Regions from separate parts of the Mus musculus genome. Here all the other regions are linked to region 2. A link is a loop called in an ENCODE intact Hi-C map of the cell type or tissue named here. Cell type or tissue: gastrocnemius. All regions are shown on one strand.

Region 1 (4,000 bases), 530 kb after region 2:
AAAGGCTGGGAGTGTGGCCCCTTCAGAGGAGAGTTGGCAAGAGTGCAGAGCCAGGAGGTTCTCGGGTTGGAGGTAACATGGAACTTGCCAGAGAATCGGCCACACCTAAAAGCAAATACACACACAACAGGCAAAGTCCTGCTCTGCCGTGGAGTCCTCCACCGGACGCCTCAGGCCAGGCGTGCAGGTGAACTCAGTAAAAGCTGCTTGCTCCACTTTGCAGCTGAGGAAACACTCATCTCTGACCTGGTGTGAAAGACCAGGATCTAAAGGACCTGCAAGCCCAAGGCCAGCGCTGCACGTGAGACTCGGTCTCCAAAAGAAAACAAACAAAAACATTATCATCAAGCCGAGCGTGGTGGTGCACACCTTTGATCCCAGCACTCGGGAGGCAGAGGCAGGCGGATTTCTAAATTCGAGGCCAGCCTGGTCTACAGAGTGAGTTCCAGGACAGCCAGGGCTATACAGAGAAACCCTGTCTCGAAAAACAAAACAAAAAACAAAAAAAAAACATTATTATCATCAATAGTGAAGTGGCTCTGTTAGTTCTCTCCGAAGGAAGAATTGGAGATTGGGGTAGGGCTGGGGAGACCAAGCCTGGAGCTAAGCACCCTGAGGACAGATGCAGGTTTCTTCCGGCTCTCTCTCTTCTCTCTCTCTTCTCTCTCTCTCTCTCTCTCTCTCTCTCTCTCTCTCTCTCTCTCTCTCTCTCCCTCTCCTCCACCAAGTAGGAGGCTTTCTGGGCTTCTGTGATACATATATTAGGTTGCGAAGCTCAGAACTGAGAGACCCCAGGGACAAGGAAAAGATAAAAGCAATGGCAGGGATGGGAGCCTCGCCCCTCAGGCTGTAGACATGGGTGGCAGAGCACTGAGCTTGTGGTGTGGTGATGCCATCAGGATGTTGCTAGGACAGTGAGGCACTCCCAGAAGCCTAAGAGTGCCTGGGGCTCCCAGAGAATTAGTGTGCACCATGAGTAATGTGAATCCGGTTTGAAACTTCTATTTGGAATTCTATATGAGCAACAGTTCATGTCTCTGAGCTCAGTCATGGTAGCCTACATTCACAGGCACCACACAGATCTGACTTCTAAGGATCGATCGTTGAAGGGAACAAGTAACATCGGCAATCAGCAATAAAAACAACTGGATAGTGTTTACTGTTTGCTCTGTGTGTGTGTGTGTGTGTGTGTGTGTGTGTGTGTGTGTTACTGAATACTTGCTCGGTAAGCACTCTACCACCAAGCTAGACCTCCTATGCTCTGTTTACTTTTTATTTTGAAAGAGTCTCACTCAATTGCTTAGGCAGGCCTTGAACTTGTGATCCTCCTGCCTTGGGCTCTAAGTGGCTAGGGTTACAGACCTGTATCATTAAGACCTGCCCAGTGTATACTCTCATATACTTTATATTTGAGGACTTTGGAGTTCAGAGAAGCCTGTATCTGTCCCCCAGGATGCCTAGCTTCAACCTCAGTCTCCCTGGCCCTACCCCCACCTTTAGTCTCTGGTTCCTCCTTTGGGGGAGAACTAACATCTATAATGAACTCCAGCAGACCAGTTTGTCTAATTGGTATTCTCCCTGTGACCTTGTTCCTCTTTGACCCCGCCAACTTGCCAGCCCCTCCACCTAGAGCTTAATGCCAGGATTCCTTGTGTTCCTGAGTGATGTTCCCCTTCTTGGACAAGGACATAGGCACCCACCGATCTTCAATCCAGTCCCTCTGACATAAGGAATAAGCATAAGGGACAGGCCTTGCCATTCTACACCCTGCAGGTGTGTGTCCTTAATAAGCCCATCCCCCAATCTGGGGAGCTGCTAAAGGCTCCTGTGGCAGGACACAATGCCTCAAAGGAATCTCTTTAGACTCTGCCTCAAATTTGCCTGTTAGAGCCACCTGCTCTGCTCAGAACACATGCAAATTTCCACCACTCGCCCAGTCTTTGAACTCTAGCCTTTCCTTCAGCATCCTTGACCACGGAAATACTGCGTTTTGCTTTCCGATAGTGCCCTCGTGTGGCAGAAATCAGAACTGCAAGTTATAGACCGGGACGCAGCCAGAAACCAACAATTGGCAGGTTTCCCTTTTGAAACTAACAACCTTTTAGTGTTATCAGTCTCTGTAGCAACCAACAAAGCTATTAGGTCACCGGGATATATCAGTCCCCTCTCATTTAGATAAAATTCTATCAGGAAATTCTAAGTTCCATTCTTGAGAAAAGAGAAAGCATTCTTTGGGTGCATCTTTCTGTTTGTGTCAGGAGAGGACCCTTGTGGCAGGGGCAATCTATTATACAAAGTTTGTGTGGCCTTCCTGCAGCTTTGAAAAAAAAATCGCCAGGCGTGGTGGCGCACGCCTTTAATCTCAGCACTCAGGAGGCAGAGGCAGGCGGATTTCTGAGTTCGAGGCTAGCCTGGTCTACAAGGTGAGTTCCAGGACGGCCAGGGCTATACAGAGAAACCCTGTCTCGAAACAAAACAAAACAAACAAACAAACAACCCCCCCCCAAAAAAAAAAACAGGCTATGTTAAAAAAAAAAATCTCTTATTCAGGAAGCATGAGATGGTACCGGCAATATCTGCAGGTTCTCTCCGAGATTGGACATGCCGGGAAGAGCATAGGATCTGGAGTGTGGTTGATAGACACCCCACCCGGGAAAACTGAGTGTCCCTTTCCCAGCAGGAACCATCTCCAAATAGCTTCTTGGTTAGGGATGGAACTTTGTGTCCGCTTCCCCTTCTCTGTGCTGGGATTTTGTCTAGCTTGAACGTGTCACAGTCTCTGTGAGTTCGTACGTGTAGCAACCTTGTCGGGTCTAGAAGACGTTGTTCCTTGGCTTCATCCCCCACCTCTGGCTCTTACAGTCAGTCTGTCTGTCTGTCTCCTCTTCCACACAGACCTTAAGCCTTGAGGGGAGGAGTTCGATAACAGTGTCCCATTCAGGACTGACAGCTCCAAAGTCTCTCACTGGTCGTCCTTACCCAATAGCAGTTACCTTTCTCCTGGCTTTTCCTTAAGTGCTGGGTCTAGGACCGAGGGTCCCACACTTAGCTGAGCAAGCCCTTGACCTCTGTGCCCTCCTCCAGTAGTGGTTGTCTGAGGAAGAGGATTTTATGTCTGAAAACGTTTTCACTTCATCACTCGTACTTGATTTGAACTTTGCCGGGGAAAATCCTTTTGAAGACATTTAGGAGTTTTGGGGACTCAGGAGGTTCTGTTTGACTTCCTCTCTCTCTGTCACCAGATTGGGGGAAACTCTTTAACCAGAGACACATTGATCCATTCATTGTCTGTTTTTTGTTTTGTGTGTGTGTGTGTGTGTGTGTGTGTGTGTGTGTTTTAAATGAGATACCTCATTTTAAAAAAACATGAGCTTCCAAACTTGGGACATAGGTCGTTTTGTTAGGGTCCATGCCACACATATGCATGGCTGAGGGATCAACGCCCGATCCCACAGAAAAGGAGGCATGGAGGCCCCAGCCTGCAACGCCAGCACTTGGGAGGTAGAGGCTGAGAGGCCTTACGCTCACTTAAGAGCTTGAGAGGCTTAAGAGGCCACCCTTGAGTCCATAACAAGTTCAAGCCAGCCTGTCTCGAAGGAAAGCAAGAGACGCATAGATCACGTCACATACACTCGTGCGTTCTGAACTACTCCGTTTGGATAGTACACCAATCATTAACACTATCTAATTTTATGACATTTTCAAAAGTAAGCTGTAGCCCATTAGTGCTGGCTCCCTCTTCTCGCACTCTGTTCCCGAGCAACCGTGTATCTGCTTTCTGTCTGTCTGTTTGGATTTGCCTGTCCTGACTTTTGGTACAAATGGTATTATGCAATCGGTGGTGTCTTGTTTGCTCATCCTAGTGTTTGCAGGGTTCGTCTACATTTTGGTGAATGGTAGTTGTTTATTCCTGAGTTATCTATACGTGGATATGCTATAGCTCACTTATCCACGTATTGGATCATGGGCCCCTGGGATCTTCGTTTTTTTTACTGTTGGG
Region 2 (4,000 bases):
TAAGAAACCACATCAGAGCAGGGTGCACGCCTTTAATCCCAGCACTCGGGAGGCAGAGGCAGGCAGATTTCTGAGTTCGAGGCCAAGCTGGTCTACAAAGTGAGTTCCAGGAAAGCCAGGGCTACACAGAGAAACCCTGTCTTGAAAAACAAACAAACAAACAAACAAAAACAAAACAAACAAACAAAAAACCAAAGAAATGAAAAGAAAAGAAAAGAAAAGAAAAGAAAAGAAAAGAAAAGAAAAGAAAAGAAAAGCACAGTGCTCAGTCACAAAATCTCCCTTCTAGGGGGTGTCTAGGATTTACAGGGCCACCTTGTCACTGGGTGCTGAGTGAAGGACCGAGGGGACCAGTGACCCAACTTCTTTAAACCTGGTGAAGATGCCAAAGGACTGTTGCCATAGAGAGTTTAGAACAACTGGTTTTTTTTTTAGATTTATTTATGTATTTTATGTATATGAGTACACTGTAGCTATACAAATGGTTGTAAGCCATCATGTATTTGCTAGAATTGAACTCAGGACCTCTGCTCGCTCTGGCCCGAAGATTTATTTATTATTATATATAAGTACACTGTAGCTGTCTACAGACACACCAGAAGAGAGGGTCAGATCTCATTAAGGATGGTCGTGGGCTACCATGTGGTTGCTGGGATTTGAACTCAGGACCTTTGGAAGAGCAGTCAGTGCTCTTAACCTCTGAGCCATCTCTCCAGCCCCAACAACTGGGGTTTTTGAGGAGAGATCCTGATTTTTTTCCCAGTCAACATTTCCTTCTTTAAATTTATTCTACTTATTATTAGCATTTTTGTGGTACAAGCACATGCCTCAGTTTGCAGGTGAAGGCCAGAGGACTTTTAGGAGTCATTTCTGTTTGTCTGCTATGGGTTCCAGGGATCCAGCTAAGGCAGTCAACTTACATGGCTCTTTACCCCTGAGCCGTCTTGCCAGCTCTGACATGAGTGGATTGTTCTACTTCTACCATCAGCATAGTTCTGTCTTAGAGACACAGGGACTTTGGACAAAGGACTGAGGGTAAAGGTATGGGGAAGAGAATTCTTTTCAAATGAAACAGGGAAAATGCTTTGGCAGGCCTGCCCTTCTTGAAGCTGCTGTGAGCATGTTGCTCATACCCGTGCAATGTCAGTAATGAAGAATTCGCTGTGCATCTGTGTCTGGGAGGGGGCAGCTCCTGCGATTATGTGAAAAGTTTAAAGATTTTTATTTATTTTTACTTCATGAGTGTATAAAAAGATGTATGCCTGCTGTCTTCGGAGGTCAGAAGAAAGAATTCAGTGTTCTGCAACTAGAGTAACAGCTGGTTGTGGGACCAGGTACTTACTCGGAACAAAACCCAGGTCCTCCGCAAAAGCAGAAAGCGTTCTTTACCTCTGAGCCATCTATCCAGACTGACTCTTTGTTGTGTTTTGTTTTGTTTTGGTGTTGTTGTTGTTTTTTGTTTTTCGAGACAGGGTTTCTCTGTGTAGCCTTGGCTGTCCTGGAACTCACTCTGTAGACCAGGCTGGCCTCGAACTCAGAAATTCGCCTGCCTCTGCCTCCTGAGTGCTGGGATTAAAGGCGTGCACCACCACGCCCGGTTTAGACTCCACTCTTGATTTCTATTTCTCCAAATTCATTCTTTAGATTTGAGCCTAGGAGAGCACTATCCTTTTACAACTCAGATGTAGAAAGGCAGGTGTCAGCCACTAAAACCACCAAGTTGTAAGAACTTTCTGAGAGGAAATGGTTCCAAGAAAAATGTGCACTTCACTACAGTACCACCTGGTGGCAGCAGACCCATCCTTTGCTGACTGCTCATGGCCGCCGGTTGAGAAAAATCTGCCTAGTCCGTGAATGGAAAAGCAGCCAAGACAGTGAAGGTGGGGAGGGGAGGTATGGTGGAGTGCGGTGAGGTGGGAGTGGGGGTGAGTGTGAGAAACCAGGTGGTGAGTGTATGTTCAGGAGCTGCGGGAGATCCTGAAACGAATGTGAGGTCTCAGCTGAGAGTCTTTCTGAGAGAAACAGGAGTTACTGACATTCAGAGCAAATCAGTTGGTGTACAGTTGCGCGAGGTGACTTAGGTCAGTTATCCCCTTACCTAGGAGGCAGAGAGGCAGAAGGATAGGGAGTTCAGGGTTAGCCTTGGATACATATGGCTTTGGAGGTCAGCTTTGACTAAACGAGAAACAGTGTCTCAAACAAACAAACAAACAGTGTTAGGAAGATGGTTCTGCTGGTACTTGCCTCCAAGCCTGATCCCTAGGACCACATGATGGAAAGAGAACCAACTCTTCCACGTTGTCATATGACCTACACACACACACACACACACACACACACACACACACACACACACACACACACACACACACTAAATAAATAAGTAAATAAGTAAATAAATGTAAAAATAGCTGATTGGTAAGTTGAGTGTGAGGAAAGCAGGCATCATCTCTTTCCTGAGATCAGAAGAAGGTATCTAGACTGGAGCTCCAGATGGTTGTGAACGACCATTTAGGTGCTGGGAACTGCTGAGCATCTCTGCAGCCCCTTTACCTCAATTTTTAAAAAAGACAAAGCAGCAAACAAAATCCTTTCCCAGTGGTGGTTACTGAAATAACTGTTTTCCTTCTTACCACTAGAGGGCAGAATATGAAAAGAAGACTTGGGCAGTGTCACTCTCCCAAACAGGCTAAATAGCCCTGGAGGAATTCTAAGTGTTAAAGAGGAGTAAGACTTGAATTTGCTAACAAATATATCTATCTGTCCAAGATATTTCTGGCTCATACATTTCCATTAACTTCTTAAAGGCTCCAGAGTAAAACCTGAGCTAATGAGAATGGCATACAAGACTCTTCCCCATTTGTCCTTGGTCTTCCCTCCTAATTTTATCCTTTTACTCTCTGCTCCGGAAGTAAGATAGTGGAAAAGCTGGGCGTTGGGGCCAGCCAATCAGAAGCCAGAGAACCATCCCACTCTGTGACAGTGTATTCATCTGTAGTTCCTATCTAGTCTATATCTTAGTAAGGCTGCGCCACCACTGCCCAGCTTTCCATAGCTTTGTTTGTTTGTTTGGTTGGTTGGTTGGTTTTTTGTTTGTTTGTTTTTGTTTTTATGAGACAGGGTTTCTCTGTGTAGCCCTGGCTGTCCTGGCACTCACTTTGTAGGCCAGGCTGGCCTCGAACTCAGAAATCTGCCTGCCTCTACCTGGCGAGTGCTGGGATTAAAGGCGTGTGTCACCACCGCCTGGCCATAGCTTTTAAAATAAATATCCTGCTATTCATAAAATGTTTTCAGCCAGGTGTGGTGACACACGCCTTTAATCCCAGCACGCGGGAGGCAGAGGCAGGCAGAGGTTTTGGGTTTGAGTCCAGCCTGGTCTACAGAATGAATTCCATGTCAGCCAGGGCTACAGAGACATCTTATTTTAAAAACAAAACAAAACAAAACAAACAAACAACAACAACAACAACAAAAGGTTCTAGATTTATTTATTTTCTGTGTATGACATTGAACCAGGGCCTCTACCTGTGGTAGGGAAGCACTCTACCACTGAGTTACACCCTCAAAACCATACTGGAACCTGACTATTGACTTACAACATGCCTGGCACAGAAACTGTAGGTTCAGATTCTGTCTTCTCTCTCCCTCCCTCCCTCCCTCCCTCTCTCTCCTCTCTTCCTCTTCCTCCCTCTCTTTCTCTCCCCCCTCTTTCTCTCTCCCCTTCCTCCCTCTTTCTCTCCTCCCTCCCTTTTTCTCTCTCACCCTCCCTTCTTTTCTCCCTTCCTCTTTCTCCCTCCCTCTCGTTCTCTCTCCCTCCCTCCTCCCTCCCTCCTTCTCCCTCCCTCCCTCCCTCTGTCCCAACCTCATTTGATTTTATTTAGTGTGTGTATATGTGTGTATGCACGGTATTTTTGTGGAGGTCAGAGAACAGCTTTGTGAAGTCAATTCTCTTCTTTCTCCCTCCACCTGTCTGTGGATTCTAGGACTCCAACTCTGTCTT
Region 3 (4,000 bases), 130 kb after region 2:
AGCTGGCTTTGTCACTATGGCACCTGCTGCTTGGGTGTGTCTGGGTCCCACCTGCCTGGCCTAGTCAGGCCCAGCTCATTCTCTGCTCACCAGGCTTTCGTCCACAGAGATAGAAGGCCAACCGGTCAGTGAGCTCATACTGGCACTCAACTAGCCTTTCTGCCAGTTCATGGTGCCCCGCCTGCCTGTGGGGAGGGGACACGGCTCAGCCACACAGCAGCAGTCACTCCCCTCCACCTACGCCTCACCCTTTAGCTGATTCTCACCTGGCATAGTCGATGGGTGTGCGGCCATTGACATCAGGAGACCCGGGGTCAGCCCCATACACTACCAGCAGCTCAGCCTGCAGTGTCTGCCCTGCCTTGGCAGCCACATGTAGAGGTGTAGTGCCCTTTTCTGGGTGAAAAAAGTTGGCCTGGGCACCCAAGGAAAGCAGGCGCAGACATGTTTCCAAGTTGCCTGTTCGCACACTTGAGTGCAGTTGCTGCGAGGAGCAGAGTGTGCAATAAATGAGTGTGACAGATAACGTGTGCCCAAGGAACTTCTCCCCTAACCCCACAACTGGCTGTTCCTGGTACTCCTACAGCTCCAAAGGGCCAAAACCAGGCCATGTCAGGCAGGCCAGAGGGCTTCTAACTACAGGATAATGCCAATTAATAACAGCGGTTGTGTTGCCAGTCACTATCTTCCATGAGCTCTGCTTGGAACAGATACCAGCTAGAGGTGGGCCTGTGATTACTTTCCCATTTTTCTGGTGAAGAAATGAAGGCTCTGAATAGCTGAGCAAGGCCCTCGACCTCAGGGTTCCCTAGCTTTCAAGTGGCAGACGGACGGGAGGCCTTGTGTATCCACTTGGGAGCAGAGGCATCTTAGCCATCAGCAGAATGACACAGCCCCAGAGTGTCTGCACTTCCTGCTTCCCCTGGCCCTACTGCCTCTGGGACCCAGGCCTCGGGTGTCGTGGGTGTGGGAGGGGGCCCCTCACACCTTGCTGAGGTCTTTGGCGGTGACCCCATCATCATCACGGCAGGGAAGCTTGTGCACGAACGCCAGCATCTGGTACTTTGCCCTGATGAACTCTGACTTGATGGGGCTGCATTGGAGCACACAGGAAGCAATGGGAGCAAGAAGCTTAGGGAAGAGACCTTTCAGGCCCCGTCCCAGGCACACGGTCTGCCCACTGCCCCTGCAGCCCCACTCACTGGACTTTATCTTGGGGGTTGGCTTTGCGCCGGCCACTTTGCACTTGCGCAGGGTCCAGCAGGGAGTGCTCCCAGATGGAGTTGGCCCCGTTGCTGGCAAGCGTGTGCACCATCTGTGGGGAAGAGATGCCAAGCATAGAGTGTCCACTGCATGCTGGGCACTGAGGGAGATACTCCCAAAGTGCCTGCTACAGCTGGAAACATCCCTAAGGGTCCTACAGTGTGTCTGGTATCCACTCAGGCCACCCAAAGTCATGTGTCCTGTTTAGCACTTCACGCTGGCTTGCCTTGGTGGGTTCGCCAAGCTTCAGAACGTTTCAGAGCTTGCTCAGCACACTGTCCAGATATGAGTTCAAGCTGCTGATCGGGGGGGGGTGGGGGGGGGGCCGCATGTTGTGAATAGGCGTGTGTGTGTGTGCATGTGTGTGTGTGTGTGTGTGCATTTGCATGCGCGCATGAGGCTGAGGGTGGGGGCCCCAGGGTACCTGGACCCTGCACACTGGGAGGAAGAGTCTCTGGTTCAGTCCCTACCTGGAGCAGCGTAGGAGGCCAGGCGCTGTGGCGCAGGTGCTTGACAATGGAGATGTGTCGTCCCAGGCTCCGGTGCACACTGCAGCACTCGTCACAAACCAGCACACCTCTGCTGATAGATGCCCAGCCAGGGTCTGGGGGAACAGAGGTGGGAAGTTGTTAGGGGCCAGAGGAAAGGCCCTACCTCCAGAGCACTCATCAGGGGCTGGCACATGCTTAGTGCTTCAGGCACATTTACTCAGTCTCCTCAGGAGCCCAGAAGTTGGCCACCAGCCCTTTCCTCTAACTCCTCTGGGAATGCAGGGTCCCCAGTGCTCCTCAGCGGGTACAGCTTCCTATCCCACAGCCACGGCGATCAGTCTCACAGCCTCTCCTCAGGGATTAATATTGCCACCCAGCCACTCCATAGGGAGGCAGGAACCCCGATGCCACACATCACACAGTCCTGGATATGCTCCTGTTAGACCCCATCTGACAGCCTGCTCCAGCCTCAGGCCACAGTCAATGTGGGTTTGTGGCCTTCAGGACAACGGGACTAACCTTGTCTGAGTACTCAGCGTTTACAGCCAAGTATTCAGCCCATGATTCCTTACAGGAAGTGCTATCTTGCTCTACAGATGAGGATTAAACAGCTCAGAGAGGTCAAAGGGCTTGCTCAAGGTCACACAGCTAATAAGGAGTGCTGCTGGAATGCAGAGCCAGACACCTCACTGCCAGAGACCAGGCCAAGCCTAAACTTGCTGCCCTCTGCTCCCACAGCCTCAGGATGAGTCTGGGGAGCCACTCTCTAGTCCTTGGGGTGAAATGAACTTGGGAAACAGGAATGGGGGCTCATGGATGGAGCTCCTGGGTCCTCAGGGTAGGAGAGATGCCACCACACCAAGTCCCTCTGGAAAGGGGAGGAGACAACTGCACAGGGCTCAGGCTACAGAAAGGAAAGGTCATGGGGGAGAAAGCGGCCATTGTGTGCTGTCCAGAGTGGGGGCAGGGAGTCGCTCTTCCAGGACACTCTGCTCTGCCCAGGCCCCCACCCAGGCTCAGGAAGCCTTGTTCTGGGGGATGGGGCTGGCTCTCTGCCTCGCCTTATTAGAACTCAGGATGCTCAGCAGTGGAGGCTCTCAGGGGCTAGAGTAATCTCTCCCATCCATAAGACAATTCTTGGGCCCTTGGAGCCAACGTCACCATCAGAGTTCCCAGAATCATGAGCAGACTGAGTCAGGGCTGAACTGCTGCCCATGTTGGGGGTGTCCCCCAGTACAGTGTGGAAATGGGAAGTGAAAGCTGTCTTTGGATTCGGGCTTCTTTTGGAATCTCACAAAACAAGGCAAGGAGGGATGTACAGTGACCACCACACACCTTCCCAGGAGATGACTTTTAAGAACTGGGGAAGAGATCAGCCACCTCTGCCAAGAGGGGGAGCCCTAGAGTACTTTTGTGTTGGTTTTACCCAAACAATGAGAACCACGCCCCCCTAGGGCATGGAAAACTCCCTTCCCCCACTCCCAAACACCACTGGGTCAGGGGGTCTGCCTGCCAGTCACCTCCTGCAGCCCAGGCAGGAAGCGGGAAATGATGCAGCCTAAATTCCTCTTGTTGAAGAGGTAGGGTTTCCTGTGAGTGGGGAGACGCCCAGGCCGGGATCAGAAGCGGCCAGTCCTGAGGCCTCCACCCGAGGCCTGTGGCCCTGTGGAGAAGCCAGGCCTACAGGAACCAGCTTGACATTCTGGGCCAGTGGTCCCAGAGCCTCAAGCTCTAAAGCCTTCCTGGCACCTTCTCCCTGCTTGAGAAGGGTCCTCCTTTCCCCTGCTGTGACCTCCAACAGGAAGGGAGGGCAGGGGACACTGCTGATCTTAGTCACACTGGTGCCAGCTCAGTTCTGGATGACACAGATAGGAAGTCTGTGTCTAACAATTCTACCTGTACTCTAGGTCCAAATGACCTTGGCTAGCCAACGGAGCTGCAAACCCCACCTCCACCAGATCTGAAACGGAAGGGCCAGGAAGGGTTTCTAAGAAGCTCCTTGCAAACTGGGCAGGAGGGTAGGGAACATGAGGCCTGGGGAAGGCAGTGTCTTCCTCTAGCTGCTCCACAGGCAGGTGAGGGCTAGTGTGACCAGGTTATCAGAAGGGACATCAGGATAAGATAACTGGTGCCAACCATAGGAAGGTCTCTAAAGAAAACTCATGCCGGGGCTGGTGAGATGGCTCAGTGGGTAAGAGCACCCGACTGCTCTTCCGAAGGTCCAGAGTTCAAATCCCAGCAACCAC
Region 4 (4,000 bases), 120 kb after region 2:
GGTTCGCGCTCCGACAGCGCGCTTCCAGGGTCGCAGGAGGAGCAAGGCGAGCGCCGCCAGTAGCAGCGCTAGAGCGGCCGCCCACGGAGGCATGGCCTGGCAGGACAGTCCCCGGAGGGAGGCACTGGGCTGCGGGGAGCGGAGCTGTCCTCTCGTCGGGCTCCTCGTTCTGTCCGCGCGGCTCCGCCCGGCCGCCCGTGGCTGTCAAGAGTCCTCCCAAGCAGGAGGGCGCGCGCGCTCCGGATTGGTCGTGGTCAGGAGGAGACAGCCAGTTCGGGTCGAGCTCCCCTCGCCCGCCCCCCCACTCCCGCCCCCAGCCCTTTGTACAGCGATTGCGACAAGCTGGAGCAGAGGGTGAAAGAGAGCCGGGCCACAAAGCGGGAGCGAGGACCTGAGGGCCAACCAGAGAGAGCGGAACAAGGAGTGCTAGGAAAGGATTGGGGAGGGGGTGAGGCTGGAGGCCTGGGTGAACGGGAGGTGCCTGCTTCTACCCTTGCCCTCAATGAAGTCTGGCTCCAGGGGAGACCCTGGGTCACTGCACCCTCAGGATCCGCTATTGAGGAGTAGCAAAAAAGCAAGAAGGGAGCAAAGCGCTGATCCCTCGCTGGCTTCACTTTCCCCACTCGCTGCTGCCTTTGCAGCTAGAGACGTGTTATCTCTCTCTCCTTCGCCTGGCCCTGCCGCCCAGCCAGGACCAGCAACTGGGCGATAACTCAGTAGGGCTGGGACTCTGCACCTGGCCAGAGGCAGACTGAAGCATCTGACCCTGACCACGAGTTTGAGGGAGGTGGCTGTCGTTTCTCTGGAGGGCATCCGGGCACTAGCCGGTAGACACTTGTGGCCTTCCCAGCCCACCCCCAAGGACGCTTTCCAAGAGTTAGGCGTCTCCACTACTTATCAAGAAGGACTGTAGGAAAGGAAAGAGGCTCGAGTCTGGCCGAATATGTTGAGGGAGAGGATTAAGGGATGCTTAGCCCCGCGGTGGGGCTTTGGTAGAGAGAAGTGTGGTTCTTTAGGTCAGATCAACATCTGGTCATTTCTGCAGGGGTGGGTGAAATAAGTCCGGGCACATGGGAGAGGCCTGAAATAACTATTTTTTGATGTATTTCAAACCTAAAAAGATTTGTTTAGGGGTGTGTGTATGTGTGTGTGTCTAGGTCAGAGGACAATCTGTGGGAATCAGGTCCCTCCTTCAATCACTTAGGTCCACAGATTAAACTCTGGTCGTCAGGCTGGCGGCCAGCACCGTTTCCCACTGAGCCATCTCGCAGGCCTGTTTCAAACTTTTGATTGGGCGTCAATCCTTAGCTGGATTTCCTTTGCAGCGCTCCCTTGCAAGGGAGGCCGAGCTGAGCACTGTAGCTCCTCGGACCAGTGTTTCCTTGGGCAAAGGAGAGCGGGAATCAAGAAAGCTCTGGCTTCTTAAGGCTTCTGGGCCTAAGACCCTCCCAAAACAGCTCGGGGCTCAGTTCTTATTATTAGCGAGAGCAGGACTGGAGCAACGTGAAGGTGAAGCGCTAGAGCCGGGACCTTCTCTCTGGGACAGCTAGGATTTCATAATTCCGTGTTGAGCGGGTTTGCCAAAAGAGCACACAAGTCTCCACCTGGGTCACCCGGTCCTTAAGGATCTCACTTCCTGCCCTTTGCGGGGTTCCAAGATTCTACTCAGGCGATACAGTTGCGCTCTGATGGTCGCACAAACGCTCCGGGACGCATCTCGGCCGAGGGAGGTGGTTCCATGGGCTTGGAGACCAGGAGATCCTTGGCGACTAACTTTTCCGGCTTTGGGTTCAGGACGCGTGCGCCGGCCTGGAGGCGGGCAGGGGCGGGCCTGGCGGTAGGCGGGGCGGGGCGGGGGCGGGCCTGGCGGTAGGCGAGGCGGGGCGGGGCGGGGGCGGGCCTGGCGGTAGGGGGGGCGGGGCACGAGGCCGGGCGAGGAGGGAGCAAGGCAGTGCGCGAGCCGCGGTCTACGTGGGCGCGCGAGCGGCGCGGGGTCGCGGGCGCGCGCGAGCGAGTGGCGCTGCAGCTAGTTGGTTGGCGGGACTGCTGGCCCAGCTGAAATGGTTCATCCTCCTCCACCTCCGCCCCGGTTGCTTCTGGTAGCCCTGGTGGGGCTCCTGAGCCTTCGCGAGGTAAGGCGACCGGCTCCGGGTAAGGTCTTGGCCGGGGGAATCTCAAAGCGCTTTGCTTCAACTTTGTCCTGGAAAGAGTGGCGCGCGCGAGGGGATTCGGAGGCCCCTCCATCCGTCCGCGCCTCTACTCCTAGAACCGAAAGGGCGGGGCCCTCGCAGAGGCCAACGCCCAGCTCTTCGCCTTGGACCCACAGGTGGTGGCTGAGCCGGCGGAGGAGGCAGGAACCCCTTGTCCTGAAGGCCTGTGGCCTGTGCCTCCACAGGTAGGAACCCTGTAGGGCCGAGGACGAGAAGGGTTTGAACGGCCTCGCTGCACCCTCGGTGGTCGCCCGATTGGGACATCTGTGGTTTCTCCTGCCCTCAGTCTCCAGCGTCTTCATCTCAGCCCAGGGCTTGGGGCTGGTTGTCCCCTTCTTCACACCCAACACGAAGTCCCCAGCTGCTCTCTTCTTTTCTCATGTGTAGGTGTTACCAAGAGTGACTTACACACAGGTGAGCCAAGGACAGGTAAGTACAACCAGTAGCCCATCTTGGGAGCCTTCCCTGGAGGCAGACTGTGCCTCGCAGGTTACCTCTATCTATCTTGGCTCTCAGTCCATTCCTTACCACTTTGTGTAGAAAGAGGTGAGGCTTCCACTTGCCAGTCCCAGGGCAGATGGGTAGTGTGGGGTCAGGGGTTCTGTTGAGTAGCTAGATGCATGGCAAGTAACTCCAAGTTACTCTGAAGGTAGCAAAAACAACCTATATCCCAATGCTGGTGTGATTTGGATTCTCTTGTCTTTCTTGGCTCTGATTTTCTTCTGCAAGAGATGGCATTCTGTCCCTTCAGCTTTGAGAAGTGAGTGAATAGTGCTTGGATTGCAAAACACTATATCATGTTAGCAATGTGTGCTTTAATGTGTTGTAAACAGTTCAATTTTTAATGAATGCTCTTTTTAAAAATTGTTTATATTTATTTTATGGGTATGAATTTTGCCTGTGGGGTATTTTTTGTTGTTGTTGTTTTTAACTTTGGTTAGTTTTGGTTTTTTGATTTTTTTTTTTAAGATAGCACTTCTTCATGTAGCATTGACTGTCTTGGAACTCACTCTACATACACTACAGTAGACCTGGCTGGCCTTGAACTCACAGACATCCACTTGCCTTTGCCTCCAGAGTACTGGGATTAAAACCCTGTGCCACTGCCTGAGGCCTGTGTGTTTGTATATTCAGAAGAGATGGATCTGGAGATATAGGTTGTGAGCTGTCATTTGAGTACTGGGAACTGAGCCTCTGGAAGAGGAGCAAAAGCTCTTAACCACTGAGCTGTGTCTCCAGCCCTCCACCTCTCTCTGACACAGGGTCTCATGTAGCCCAAACTGGTTTCAACCTTCTTCTATAGCCAAGAATGGTCTTATTTATTTTATTTTATTTTTACTGTGTTCCTTTTTTTTTTTTTAAGATTTATTTATCATTATATGTAAGTACACTGTAGTGTATGTAAGACACTCCAGAAGAGGGTGTCAGATCTCATTACCACCATGTGGTTGCTGGGATTGAGCTCTTAACCGCTGAGCCATCTCTCCAGCCCCCTCCAAGAATGGCCTTAAAGCTCTGATCTTCCTGCCCGTTGAAGGGCTAGGATTACAGCAGGTACACCACCGGACGTGGCTGTCTCTTTGTTGCATGTAATCCTTCTGTTTAAGTTATTTCATTGTTCAGAATCCATCTGACTTTATGACTTATTTATTTTTAGTTATGTTTACAATCCACCTGTTATGGCTGATTTCCCCTGTCTGACTTAAGACTTGCATTATCTTCATCTGATTTCTTGATTCGTTTTTCTCCAGCATCACAGGCCCTCACCACACATGTGAATCCAGGCTCAT
Region 5 (4,000 bases), 140 kb after region 2:
TATGAGAAGGTCAGGCATGCTTATGCTCTCTTGTCTGGGATGCTATAGGCCTAGATCAAGGATGCCATTGTCTGTCAGACCCAGTGTGGCACAGGGCACTCCTGACAAAGACCAACACTTGTACCTGGGGAATGGCTGCCACGTGGCAATCACTACACTACACACTAGGTGCTAAGGTGGGATAATGAGGAAGACTGTCAACGCTCTGCCCATCTGCTTAGTAATTTGCATTCTGCATCAGAGAGAGGAAAAGAAAAGAATCCTGAGGCAGGCCTGCCTCTGTCACATGAGGATGGGGGCTATGAGCTCAGTGGCCTAACATCTAACACACCCTGTTCCTCCCAGCACCGACTGGGTGTCCAGAGGCTGCAGCCAGCCAGTCACAGACTCTATCTGCTCCAGAACCAAGAATGTAGACTGGGAAATGCAAGGGTCCTCAAAATCCATTTCTGTTCCACCTGAGACCCAGAGTGAGCAAAGCATCATAGAATAAGCTGGAAACAAAGCTACTACCTGACCCTGGCTCCCCTGATGGGGCCTGCTAGGCTCCACAGACACACCGCTCATCCATTCAAGGCCAACCGGGGAAAGGGAGTCGTCATTTCCAGCTAACTAGGGGTATGGATGTCCATCTGTAAACGGATCTTCTAGGACCCTCCAAACCGTGACATATCCTAAGGAGGTCTCAGGGTCAGTCACCTACAAGGTGTCCCATGTTCATGACTCTGCAACTACCCACAACTCCCAGTACTCCAGTTTAGATCATGAGAATTACAGGACCATCATTCCTTGGGCTCACGGTCAGATCTTGGGATTTTAAGGGGTGACTACAAGTTATGGGCCTGCATATCAGCACTCCACACTCTCACCTAATCACATCTTCATTACCCAGAGTCCATAAGACCCCGAGACTGTATGGAGACACAGCTTCTTTTATAGAGGATGGGCAAAGGCCAGAACTTCCTGCCTCCAGCCAGCTGCTGAGTCCCATCAACGGCTGTGTCCTCCCAGAGAAGGGACCAGCCTGGTGAGTTGTTGCCCTCCCTTCACTTCCTCAGCAAGCCAAGGGGGCTTTCACAGCAGCTCAGACCGACTCACTCTGCTGGTTAGTAGGGAGGAAGCAGTGTGTAAGTCCAGTTCGCTCAGGAGTCAGCTGGACCAGGGGAGCATAAGCAACCTCACCGCTTTCTCCTATCCAATGAGCTAGAGACCAGGAGGGATCGGCGTCTAGACTGAACCAATACCTAGCACACCTTCTCCAACAGGCCTACCCGGAACAGGAAAAGCTGAGTCTAGATGTTCCCAGACACCAGCAGGCCTGGAGATGCTTCCGGGGAAGATGCCCATGCTTAGATTGTTCCTGAACACCGGGCCCTCTAAGCAGCCCCAGCCTTGGGAAGCAGGGGCGGGGAGTCTTAAGAGTAGCTGCCCCTGTCAGGTGCTCCCTAGGAGCTCGTATCCAGGCCCCTTGCCCTCCACCGCTCCGGCGGGCACGCGGGCCATGTGAGCAGCAGGTGCAAGACGCGGGGGTGGCAGGGATGACACAAACCATCCTAGCGCCCACCTCCCACAGCCTGCCGGCCTCCGCCACAGCCCTCCTGCCACACCAGGCTGGCGCTTCCGTCTGGATGCCGCGATGGAGGTGGGAGGCGGTTCCCTCCCGTTCACCGGCTCCAACGCACAGCGCCCCCCGCAGCCGGCCCTCCCGCCAAGGACGCCGCTCCGCAGTGGCCCCCGCCCCGCCCTCCGGCCCGGCACAGCGCTCCCGCCAGGCCTCGGCGCCCGCCCGGCGGCGGCCTGCGGCGCGGTCCCGCCCCCGACCCGATCCCGCCGCTTACCCGGAGCGCTGCAGTCCGCACACACCTCCGCTCGCGGCCCCTTCCGGGACATCCTCAGCGGCGACGCGGCCGCAGCCCTCTGGGCCAGCGTGGGGGGCGCGGGCGGCGGGCCCGGGCGGCGGCGGCGGCCCTGCGGCCCGGCCCGGCTCCCGCAAGGCCCCGGCGAGGCTCCGCGCGCGCGGCCAACCGTCCGCCCCCGGGGCTGGCCCGGAACCCGCCGTGCCCGCCCGCCCGCTCGCCCTCGGGCGCCCTCCGCCCCGCGCCGCCCCGCGCCGCCCCGCGCCGCCCCGCCGCCGCTCGCCGCTCTCCCCGCCCCCTGCGCGGCCCAGGCCGCTCCTGCAGGAAGCAGTGAAAGCCCTGCCCACCGGGGGAGGGGCGGCCCGCACCCCGCCCCGGCGCTCCGCTCAGCTCCGTGGCTGAGCCTCTCGGAGAAAGGAAGCCTGCGCGCAGGCGGGAGTGGACGGGGGTTCTTAAAGGAGCCGCGGCCCGCGCCCGCCTGGTCTGCAACCGAGACACACGCTAGCACTTTGACCTTCACTTTCCGATTGGGGAGTGGTCCAGGGGACGCTCGGCCCAAAAACCGAGAGACGGACGTGGTGGGGATCGGGGTGGACAGGAAGCATTCCCAGGCACAATGCTCCTAGCGGTCAGAGGCTGGGTTGGGGTGAGGTGTGTGTTCTGGTCCCCTGTGTCCAAGTCAGTGTGTCCAGGTGGGTCTGTGGCCATATCCCTGCGGTGTACACTCACTACCACCAATATGGACGGCCAGGTGCCCGAGAGGTCACTTAACTGTGACTCCCTCTCTGTGGGACTAAAAATACATCATTCTTGTTTCAAATAGGAAAGCAAAGAATCTGGGTGATTATTAAGAGTGTTGTGTGCACCAGTAATAACTTGCTATCTGTTTCGTGTACATCAACGATGTTTCCGGGCTGCCCGACGGGTGTGTATGTATCCTAAGCATATGCTTATAACAGGAGCCAATTTTTGTAAGGATTTTTTTTTTCTTGGACTTCTCATGGAGACGGGGGTGGGGGGAGCAAGGAACTAAAGTGCATGTTGCACGTGGGTGCACCCCACACTGAGCATGCTCCCCCATACACGTGTGACCCGTTTGTGCCCAGCCCCCACCCCTACAGCCGCAAAAGGGCTGTCAGAGAACTCAGCTTATGGAGAGGGCAAAAGCACACAACACCAGGTTGGGGGGGGGGGGGTGAGGGGCGGCGGCGCGCTCGTAGGGGAAGGGGCAGGTCAGCGGTGGCAGAGTTAAGGGAGATTCCTGGGTGTTAGGGATTCCTGCTCAGTAATAAAACGGAGGTTTGAGGGGAGTCCTTGGTTAGGGGTGTCTGAGTGGGTCTATTTCTCCCAGCAATGCCAGAGCAGCAGTGACTTGTGGGTGGGCAGGCTCCTTCCCTAGGGGGAGACAAGTAATGCTTATGAGTCACACCACCCAAAATACACGCAAAGTTCCATCGCCTTTTGCTGCAACCCAGATTGACAAGTTTGTTTGAAATTGTGATCCACAGGATATATTTATAATCTCACCTTAAAAAAAAATCTTGCAGACACCCCCCACCCCCAACCAGTAGCTCAGCAGGTGGGGCTTCTGCCAGCAAAGGGTGGTGGTCATGCCACACCATGCTGCACTCATACCCAAGAGTCTGTAGGCTTGGTGGCCGCAGCAATGGAGGTGGGAAGCAGTCTAGCAGCTGAAACTGGGCGCGCAGCCCAGGAGCAGTGGCCGCCCGTTCACCCCGGATCGACCCCCAGCTATGGAATTTCATTTATTAAATGTCGAGGCAGCTGCTGGCAGCCCCGTCGCTTGGCTGCCTTTGTTTCTTCGCTGTGTGGGCGCGTCTGGAGCACGTGGCAGCCAGGGCGTTGAGACCAAAGGGAAAGCGACCTGGGCTTCGTGTGATAGCCGGCCATCTGGCAAAAGGGCAACCTAGCCTCTAAATGCATGCTGGCCTCTCTCCTTTCTTGGAATACAGGGCGTGCAGAGGAAGAATGATTCACGTCCCCCCACCCCGGCCACCCTATCTCCCTATTGGCTCAGGGACTGCCTGGGAGGGACCCTGGCTCACACAGTCCAAACTTTGTTGCAGAACCCCCAACCTCACCACAGCCAAGCTTTAGAGCTTGAAGATGGGGGAAGAAGGGTT
Region 6 (4,000 bases), 56 kb after region 2:
ACCATGGAAACTGTCTTGCTGAATGTCTGCTTTTTAAAAAGTAACCCTTGTATGGGTTGGGAAAATAGCTCAGTGAATAAGCAATTGCTGCACAAACATTAGGACCTGAGATCAGATCCTCAGAACTTAAGTTAGGCATGGTAGTGTGCTTCAGTAATTCCAGTGTGCCACAGGGAGATAGAAGCAAAGAAAAGAGGCTTGTGGACTAGCTAGCCTAGCATATGTAGAAAAGCAAATACCGCCGGGCGGTAGTGGCGCACGCCTTTAATCCCAGCACTTGGGAGGCAGAGGCAGGTGGATTTCTGAGTTCGAGGCCAGCCTGGTCTACAAAGTGAGTTCCAGGACAGCCAGGACTATACAGAGAAACCCTGTCTTGAAAAAAAACAAACAAAAAAAGCAAAGCAAATACCAAAGAGACTCTACTTCAAACAAGGTAGGAGGTGAGGATCAGTGTTGTTCTTTGACCATACATACACTGGTGCACACACATACCATGCACGCATACTATACAAATAACAATGTGTCAGTTTTTATATTCATACATATTTTAAAACTAAGATTATTTTTGTATTTATTTTTTATGGATATGTGCTGTGTGCATTGTGTGCATGTACACCACAGTGTATGTGTGGAAGCCAGAGGGTAACTTCAAGGAGTTGATTCTCTTCCACTATGTAGGTTCAGGGCATTCAACTCTTATCCTGAAGCTTGCAGTTTACCCACTAACCCATCTTTATATATTTTTAAAACAAAAATATTCTGTGTGATTATTTTCAAATAAATTTCTACTTTCAGTTCATAAAAAGCCATTACAAGAAGTGGAAATAGCAGCAATTACACATGGTGCTCTCCAGGGACTAGCTTATTTACATTCTCATACCATGATCCATAGGTAAGTGACACAAAACTTATCATATACTGACAACCAAATGGATTGTTGAATTTATTACTTTTACAGAGTTGAATGTCTTTGATGTTTTTGTTTACTTTAGCCAAATAGTATACATATATATATATAATAAATATATATAGTAAATTATTTAGATCGTTCACATATTAGAAAGAACACAGTATATACTTGATCTGTTTAGAATAAAACAAGTTGTTTCTCTTGTCTGTGTGTGTTGTTATATTTCCTAAAGCGCATGTATTTTATGGATCTTAACTGTAGTTTGTTTACCTAGTTTGCAAACTGGAAGGGATATTCAGGATAATAAAGTTTGTCTTCTTGTACAATTAATGCTCTAATTTGTGACTATAATTTCTTTAAGATTGCAAGGCCAAATAGATTAGAGCTTGAATTTAACAGATCTTTTTTTCCTGATAACTAATAATGGCAGATTTGTTTCATTGATTCCATGACATGGACCAAAACCTTTTTAATTCTGAACATAAACTCCTAATCATTTTGATAAAGTTATATTGTCATTAGAGTTAAGCCGTTCTATAATCTAGTTTTAGTTTTGTCTGTTTCTCATAGATACTAGCATTTAAAAAATGGTGTATGTGATCCAGGCAGTAAACATTAAACTAGGCGGTCAGGTCATTTTGAGTTAATGGATTGTCGTTATTTTTAGATGAGCATAAGTGAAACCCAAGAGAAATCCCTATAGTAGCAAGTGAGGCAGTGGCCAAATTGGAATTAGAATGTATTTTCTTATCTCCAAAGTACCACCTATGCATACGTCCTGCGAATCTCCAGCACTACACACACAATCACAGGGAGAAAGTGCTTTCCCATTCACAAAGTGTATTATACTTAGTATTACATGTATGAGAATGTATAAGTCTTGTAAATGCTTTTTCTATTTTAAGTTTTATAAAGTGAAATAGGGGGCTGATGAGATGGCTCAGTGGTTGAGAACACTGGTTGCTCTTCCAGAGGTTCTGAGTTCAATTCCCAGCAACCACATGGTAGCTCACAACCATCTATAAAGGGACCTGATGCCCTCTTCTGGGGTGCAGGTGTATATGCAGACCAAGCACCCCTACATTTTAAATAAATAAATGTAAAAATGAATAAATACATGTATAATTATTTGTTTACTTATTTATACATTTATTTATATATAAAAAGTTAAGTAGGTATTCTATCACCTATGGGACATATAGTCCCATTGTGTAAAAGTCCATATACCTTAGCTTAGTTTGGATAGGGTGTTTACTTATTCAGAAAAGTAAATTTGAATGTGAACTTGGGACCATTGATAGTATAGTACCCATGTCCTTCAGTTTTCATGTTTAATTGGAAACTGAAATTTGAGAAATGGAGTGAGTCATTGGTTTGTTACAAACTAAGTTTGGAAGATTCTTGACTATTTTTCCTTTTCTAAAGAAAAATGTTTTAACATTTCCTTTAGGGGAAGTATAGAAATCTTATGAATTCAAAGCGCTTGTTCATAGTCATAAACAAGCTCAAAAATACGCAGTGTAATACAGTTGACCTTTTTTATTGCTTTGTTAACTATTCTATTGTTAGCATATTTATACTTGAATTCTGTTTTTATTGTCTAATATTAATTATTACGATGAGAAATTATTGTGGTACTTGATTACTTTTTATTTTCATTCTTATAGTATTTTTATTTTTTTTTATAATTTTAAATATATTCTAATGAAGGAAAGTTGAATAATTTTCTGTGTTCCTTAAACCAGAGATATCAAAGCAGGAAATATCCTTCTGACAGAACCAGGCCAAGTGAAACTTGCTGACTTTGGATCTGCTTCCATGGCTTCCCCTGCCAATTCTTTTGTGGGAACACCATATTGGTAAGAATAGTTTTATCTTGTATTGATGGTGATTATACTTTCTAAGATAATATTTTCCTGAAAATAAGCTACCATTTTTTTTTTGTTTGTTTGTTTTTTTGGTTTTTTGAGATAGTCCTGGCTGTCCTGGAACTCACTCTGTAGACCAGGCTGGCCTCGAAATCCGCCTGCCTCTGCCTCCCAAGTGCTGGGATTAAAGGCTTGCGACACCACGCCCGGCTACTTAAACTACCATTTTTATACTTAATTTTAAATATAGATTTGCAGGTTTGCCTTTGTAACTGCTTTTTTGTCTTTTCCTTTTTCATTCATCTTTTTATTCTTTCCAAATTTACTTTACTACTATTTCTGTGTATTATATATTAGGTATGGGTGTGAAACATGGCTAATATTCAAATAGAGGAAATAGACATGCCATATAAACTGTAACAAAATTTCTTTAAATTTTCTTTTTAAAATAAATTTTGAAGTTTGTATCTTTGAATGTAAGCCACATGTATTGGGTGATCTTGTAGACCAGAAGAGGGTGTCAGATCTCTTGGAGCTGGAGTTGCAGGTGATAGAGAGAAGAGCCTTCTGATGTGGGTGTTAGGAACCAAACTGAGGTTCTAGAGGAACGGCAAGTGCTTAATGCTGTTTTGTCATATCTGCTGCAGCAGACAGTTTCTCACGTTGCTCCTTATTGGTTTGAAACAACAGGCATCCCTGGTCTTTTTGCTTCTGTTTTATGAAAACACATTTACTTTGTATCAGTCATTACATAGACTGGTAGTTGAATTGGAGGAGTTTTGCTGTTTTTAATTTTCTGCTTGTGTATATAAAAATAGAAGTGTGATTAGATCTTTCTTCCCAGTTACCCAGTAACCTTACCACAGGGTTAGTTCTGCCCTCCATACTCTTATTTCTTTCTATCCAGTTACTTTTACAAAATTCTAGCTATTGTCTGCTCTGGACTAGGAATAATTTCATATGTATCTGGAAATGAAAATATGTAGGAAATAATATTTTAGTTAGTTAAACTTCCATGTGCTATCTTTGTATATTCTGGAAATAGTACCTTTGTTCTACTACATCCTCTTTCCTTTCCTTTCCAGTTTTTTTTTTTTTTTTTTCTGTAAGATTTATTTATTTTATTTATGAGTATACTGTAGCTGTCTTCAGACACACCAGAAGAGGGCATCAGATCCCATTACAGATGGTTGTGAGCCACCATGTGGTTGCTGGGAATTGT
Region 7 (4,000 bases), 120 kb after region 2:
CCCAGTACTCACGTGACAGCTCACAACCTATACCTCCAGATGCAGGGGTCTGAGGGCCAGGGACACGGGTCAGTGCGATCCCCAGCACCGTGTGTGGGGGCTAGGGAGCATGTCTGGAGTCTAATGGGGTTACAGCCATGTGGTCTTGCCCAGAGGTGCATCTTTGGGGGGGGGGGGTGTGCACTTGATGGAGAAGAGAAGTGAATTAGAAAGGATTACATCTCAGTACTCAAGACCCTTTGCCTTTTCCTGGAAGTGGATGGGCACTTTCTGGTAACCTCCTTATCCTGGCACCTAGGATAGGAAACGCTGTGATTCTCTGGGAGGGTGCTGGGCCTGGCTTGATATCTCTGCCTTTCCTCCAGGCTGAGGGTATCGCCTTCTTCTACCACCCCTGTGCCCACCCCTGGCTGAAGCTCCAGCTTGCACTCTTGGCCCACCTGTATGTGGCTAAGCCCACGCTCATTCCTGACTTCAGTCTCACGTGGGACCGGGTAAGTGGTTAGTGAAAGATGTGCTAAAAGAAAAAGAAATTAAAAATGTCAAAACAAAACAAACCCAAAACAAACAACAAAAAACCTGGGCTTGGTGGCTACCATCTTTAATCAAGTACTCTAGAGGCAAAAGCAGGCAGATTTCTGAGCTTGAGGCCATCCTGGTCTACATATTGAATTCTAGAACAGTGAGAACCTGTCTCTTCCTCTTCCCCCCACCCCCAAACTAGGGTGTTGTGCTACGGAAGAGCGAGGCACTATGGGCAGAGGAAGGAAAACTCAGGGTCTTCTTCCATCTTAGCTCTACGTCACCTTCTTTCATAGCCCTTGGTGCTGACAGCATGGGGGACTGCACTGGAGCTGGCATGGATAGAGCCAGCCTGGGTTGCCCACTGGCTGAAGAGGCAGCGGCGGCGGAAGCAGAGAAAGAGTGTGTGGTTTCTCTCTGACAATCTTTTTGGGCCCACTCCCACGATGCCAGCCTCCAGAAGAGGGAAGCTGTGTGGGAGACGGTGTGTACAGGTGAGGGGTGCTGGGACCAGGCTTGCTGGCAAGAATATTGGGTTAATAGAGAGTAGGGGCTGAGTCCTTTTCTATTCTCCTTAGGCCCCGACTCTGGCCTTTGCTCTACGGAGCTGGCGACCTCCTGGTGCACAGGTGACATCTAGAGGATCCGGGCGGTCCTCGATCAGTGTTGTGAAGAGAAGGGGTCTCCGGGCTGCCCTTGGTCTCCAATCCACGCCCCCAGGCCTGAGGGTTTCCTTGGCCTCTTCACAGAGCCTGAAGGCCCAGCAGTTGACTTTGGGAACCTCATCTGTGGCCCCGGTCTCCTTAACGACTGGGGGACCTGGAGGCAATGGTAGGTCCAGGACAGAGGCTCAGATGCCCAGTGGGCAAGGCAACCATGGAGGTTGTGCCTGTCCGGGTCAGGTTTCCCCAGCTCCTCGGGCCGCAGGGCCTCCCCGGGTAGCCCGAGGGCCCACTCCACGTACTGAAGAGGCGGCTTGGGCTGCCATGGCCCTGACCTTCCTACTAGTCCTGCTCACCTTGGCCACACTTTGCACGCGACTGCACCGGAATTTCCGCAGGAGCGAGAGTATCTATTGGGGGCCCACGGCAGACAGCCAGGACACCGTGGCTGGTGAGAAGAGCCCCCCTCCCCCTTTCTGGTGCGCCCAATGGCTGGAATTCCTTGCCCTTGACTTCTCACCTTCCCACAGCTCTCCTGAAACGGAGGCTGCCTTTGCCTTCGCGCCGGATCAAGCGGTCTCGCAGACGGCCCCTGCTCCCACCCACACCGGATAGTGGCCCTGATTCGGAGAGCTCCGACTGAGCGGCTCCGCCCCTCTGCGACCGCTGCCACGTGGGCCGTCCGCGGGCGCCCCCTGGCGGCGGGCCGAGAGGCCCTGGAGGCTTCACCTGGTTCCTGGAAGAGTAGCCTTGTAGCTTTCCTGATACAAATTCCTGTTTCTAATTAAATTATTTTAGTAGAATTCGGAGTCGTTGGGAGATTGTCTCTTGCCCTCAGTCACACTCCTTTCAGGTCTCTAGTCAGTGGCCCAGGGCTATTCGAATCACATCAGGCCGGTTTCTAATCAAGTGGCTTGGTGCTCAGGTGCTGGCACTCCTCTCACTAGCTCACCTTTCTGCAAGTCTCTCCGCCCAACACACACTCCTGACTCTTCACCCCCAACCTTAAGCTTGCTGTCCTGCCTCAGCCTTGCAAGGATTGCAGAGAGAGGACATGGTAAGTAGCAGCAACAATGACCTGAACCAAGAACTGAATACTGGGCTAAGCCCCACCTCCAACCTCTAGACATCAGAAGTGGCACATGGTCACTTATTTATTTTTGATACAAATGTACATGACACACGTTCTGACAGCTACCCACCACCACAGGCTAGGGAAGGTGGTTGGGGAGAAGAGCTGGTGGGTGCTGTCAGTGCCTTGCCGGCCTTCCCAGCTGCAGCCAGATCCCCAGGCCTTCAGGGGTGGGTCACTGTAGGTGCAGGTAGTGATGTGGGTGCTGGCCTTGCAGAGGCTAGGGGGAGGGGCTCAGTTCCACAGCCACCAGCTGAGTTGGGGACCCTGGGGAGCCAGCCCCAGGCGCAGGTGCTGTCCTCTGCCTGGCCAGCACACTTCCCATAGGGGTCGGGGAGAGATGGAGGGAAGTGGTTTTCCTTTTAAGTTTATAGGACAGGGATACAAGTAGGGGCAGCAACTGGACCACAGCTGGTGACCCTGACAGTCTCCCTGTCCCAGGTGGGGGGAGAGGGGCTGACTTCCAATGCTGGTTCCACTACTCTGGTTCCCCTGCTCCTCAGAGCTCCAGGTGGGCCAGGTCTCTGGAACGGCACTGCCGCTCACATCCTCAGTTGCAGGAACGCAGGGACACTCAGTTACCACAGAGTTAAAATTAAGGGGTAGGGAGAGGAAAAGACTTTCCAGTGTTTGCTGCTGGGGACCCTGGCACACAAGTTGGGGCCTGTGCTCTAGGCAGGGGCCGTTTGGCATGAAAGAGCAGCAAGGGGGGGCTGCTGGCTACAGGACAGAGACATCCAGAGATAATGTACAAAGGAGGGGGTGCCCCTGCTCGGCCCCCCAGGGCTAAACTGGCTCATGGGGATAGGGTGCAGTAGGCGGAGCTGCCCCATCTGGAGTGTCCCTGCCCCACACCCTTTGCTGAGGGCGCCTGGAAGGCAGGTGAAGAGCTGGGAGGGGTTCCTTGAGGCTCCTGCACATCAGCAGGGCAGGGATGCTATGTACAGAGGGAGGGTATGGAATGTGGGAGACAGAGGCTCCTGTCACCTCACATTTCTGTCCTTGGGGCTTGAGGGGAGGGCACCAGGGCACCTGGATGCCAGAGGAAAACGGTGGCACTAAGGGCACTTGTGCCAGTGGCTCTGTTGGGGGTGGGTTAGTGTCTGGAGTGGCCCAGCTCCCATGGCCAGTGAGGTCCCAGGGTGTGGGTAAGGGCAGGGAAAGTGGTCACTGTTTCTTCTCTCGGGTGGTGATGGTGACCAGCTGCTTGGCAGCCTTGGCGATGTCATAGGCGCACTGGATCACCTGCTGAGTCAGCAGCTGGAAGTCCACAGGGGCGCCCGGCTCTGGAGGCACTGTCTTCCGGCACTCGCTCTGAAGCCGGTAGGCGCTGGCGTTGAGCAGCCGCAGTGAACTGCGCACAGGCTCCAGGGCTGGCCTCTGGAGGGAGGAGTGAGGAGCCGATGAGCTCTGGACTTTAAGCCGGGCTTCTGACTGGCTCACTGTGCTCACCTCCACCCAGGCAGCAGTCAGCTTACCTGCATCTGCCCCACCCCAAGGCCCTCCCACTCTGCTTCTCGGTGGCCCCTGTACCTTTGGGAAGAGAGAAGCCATCTCAGTCACAGCCAAATGTATCTTTTCTGAACAGGGTACAAAGCTGTCAGGGAAAGGGGGTAGTTAGATGAGAGATTTCTGAGTTCCAGAGCCAGAGGACCCTAGCAATACCCTCCACCCCAATTCTCAG

What was found. Peaks named below come from ENCODE experiments on the same cell type or tissue, not always from the same donor. Only the 100,000 strongest peaks of a DNase experiment are listed, where the experiment ranks them.
Region 1: a loop joins it to region 2, with 2.0 times the contacts of the local background. A loop is called at or near these places in 12 of 42 quality-filtered maps.
Region 3: it touches region 2 in a loop (2.3-fold over the local background); 21 of 42 quality-filtered maps call a loop at or near these places.
Region 4: it touches region 2 in a loop (2.7-fold over the local background); 18 of 42 quality-filtered maps call a loop at or near these places.
Region 5: it touches region 2 in a loop (3-fold over the local background); 19 of 42 quality-filtered maps call a loop at or near these places.
Region 6: a loop joins it to region 2, with 2.1 times the contacts of the local background. A loop is called at or near these places in 7 of 42 quality-filtered maps.
Region 7: it touches region 2 in a loop (3-fold over the local background); 20 of 42 quality-filtered maps call a loop at or near these places.

What each region holds. Positions count from the first base shown.
Region 1 is chr11:77,098,339-77,102,338 of GRCm38, reverse strand. All of the region lies in intron 17 of Efcab5 (EF-hand calcium binding domain 5), which reads left to right. Among named protein-coding and RNA genes, the nearest start is that of Nsrp1, 22 kb to the right of the region's middle. In gastrocnemius, a CTCF peak has its summit at 2,015 (motif pointing left); a DNase peak (open chromatin) is centred at 2,005.
Region 2 is chr11:77,628,367-77,632,366 of GRCm38, reverse strand. No RefSeq gene overlaps it. Among named protein-coding and RNA genes, the nearest start is that of Taok1, 23 kb to the right of the region's middle. In gastrocnemius, CTCF peaks have their summits at 1,787 (motif pointing left) and 2,628 (motif pointing right); a DNase peak (open chromatin) is centred at 1,813; H3K4me3 peaks cover 511 bases; H3K27ac peaks cover 548 bases.
Region 3 is chr11:77,496,832-77,500,831 of GRCm38, reverse strand. It overlaps Git1 (GIT ArfGAP 1), which reads right to left. Exons shown (of 20, transcript NM_001004144.1): 2 at 1,734-1,867; 3 at 1,203-1,315; 4 at 988-1,093; 5 at 267-484; 6 at 91-185. Among named protein-coding and RNA genes, the nearest start is that of Git1, 5.4 kb to the right of the region's middle. In gastrocnemius, a CTCF peak has its summit at 3,136; DNase peaks (open chromatin) are centred at 1,266, 1,679, 2,029 and 3,183; H3K4me3 peaks cover 1,677 bases; H3K27ac peaks cover 3,772 bases.
Region 4 is chr11:77,511,292-77,515,291 of GRCm38, reverse strand. It overlaps Trp53i13 (transformation related protein 53 inducible protein 13), which reads left to right and starts at 2,019. Exons shown (of 7, transcript NM_001024920.1): 1 at 2,019-2,132; 2 at 2,327-2,395; 3 at 2,598-2,639. The coding sequence starts at 2,061. Abhd15 (abhydrolase domain containing 15) reads right to left here and starts at 175. Exons shown (of 2, transcript NM_026185.4): 1 at 1-175. The coding sequence starts at 93. In gastrocnemius, no CTCF peak of the experiment used is centred here; DNase peaks (open chromatin) are centred at 161 and 1,942; H3K4me3 peaks cover 3,356 bases; H3K27ac peaks cover 2,683 bases.
Region 5 is chr11:77,491,473-77,495,472 of GRCm38, reverse strand. It overlaps Git1 (GIT ArfGAP 1), which reads right to left and starts at 2,061. Exons shown (of 20, transcript NM_001004144.1): 1 at 1,839-2,061. The coding sequence starts at 1,890. In gastrocnemius, CTCF peaks have their summits at 1,663 and 2,446; DNase peaks (open chromatin) are centred at 2,232, 2,925, 3,606, 3,806 and 1 more place; H3K4me3 peaks cover 3,984 bases; H3K27ac peaks cover 3,808 bases.
Region 6 is chr11:77,572,465-77,576,464 of GRCm38, reverse strand. Taok1 (TAO kinase 1) reads left to right here. Exons shown (of 21, transcript NM_001364134.1): 7 at 796-892; 8 at 2,656-2,769. Among named protein-coding and RNA genes, the nearest start is that of Taok1, 33 kb to the left of the region's middle. In gastrocnemius, a CTCF peak has its summit at 1,958 (motif pointing left); no DNase peak of the experiment used is centred here.
Region 7 is chr11:77,506,092-77,510,091 of GRCm38, reverse strand. It overlaps Git1 (GIT ArfGAP 1), which reads right to left. Exons shown (of 20, transcript NM_001004144.1): 19 at 3,850-3,913; 20 at 2,318-3,696. The coding sequence ends at 3,484. It overlaps Trp53i13 (transformation related protein 53 inducible protein 13), which reads left to right. Exons shown (of 7, transcript NM_001024920.1): 4 at 366-494; 5 at 819-1,016; 6 at 1,101-1,635; 7 at 1,715-1,993. The coding sequence ends at 1,827. Among named protein-coding and RNA genes, the nearest start is that of Trp53i13, 5.2 kb to the left of the region's middle. In gastrocnemius, no CTCF peak of the experiment used is centred here; a DNase peak (open chromatin) is centred at 1,849; H3K4me3 peaks cover 893 bases; H3K27ac peaks cover 967 bases.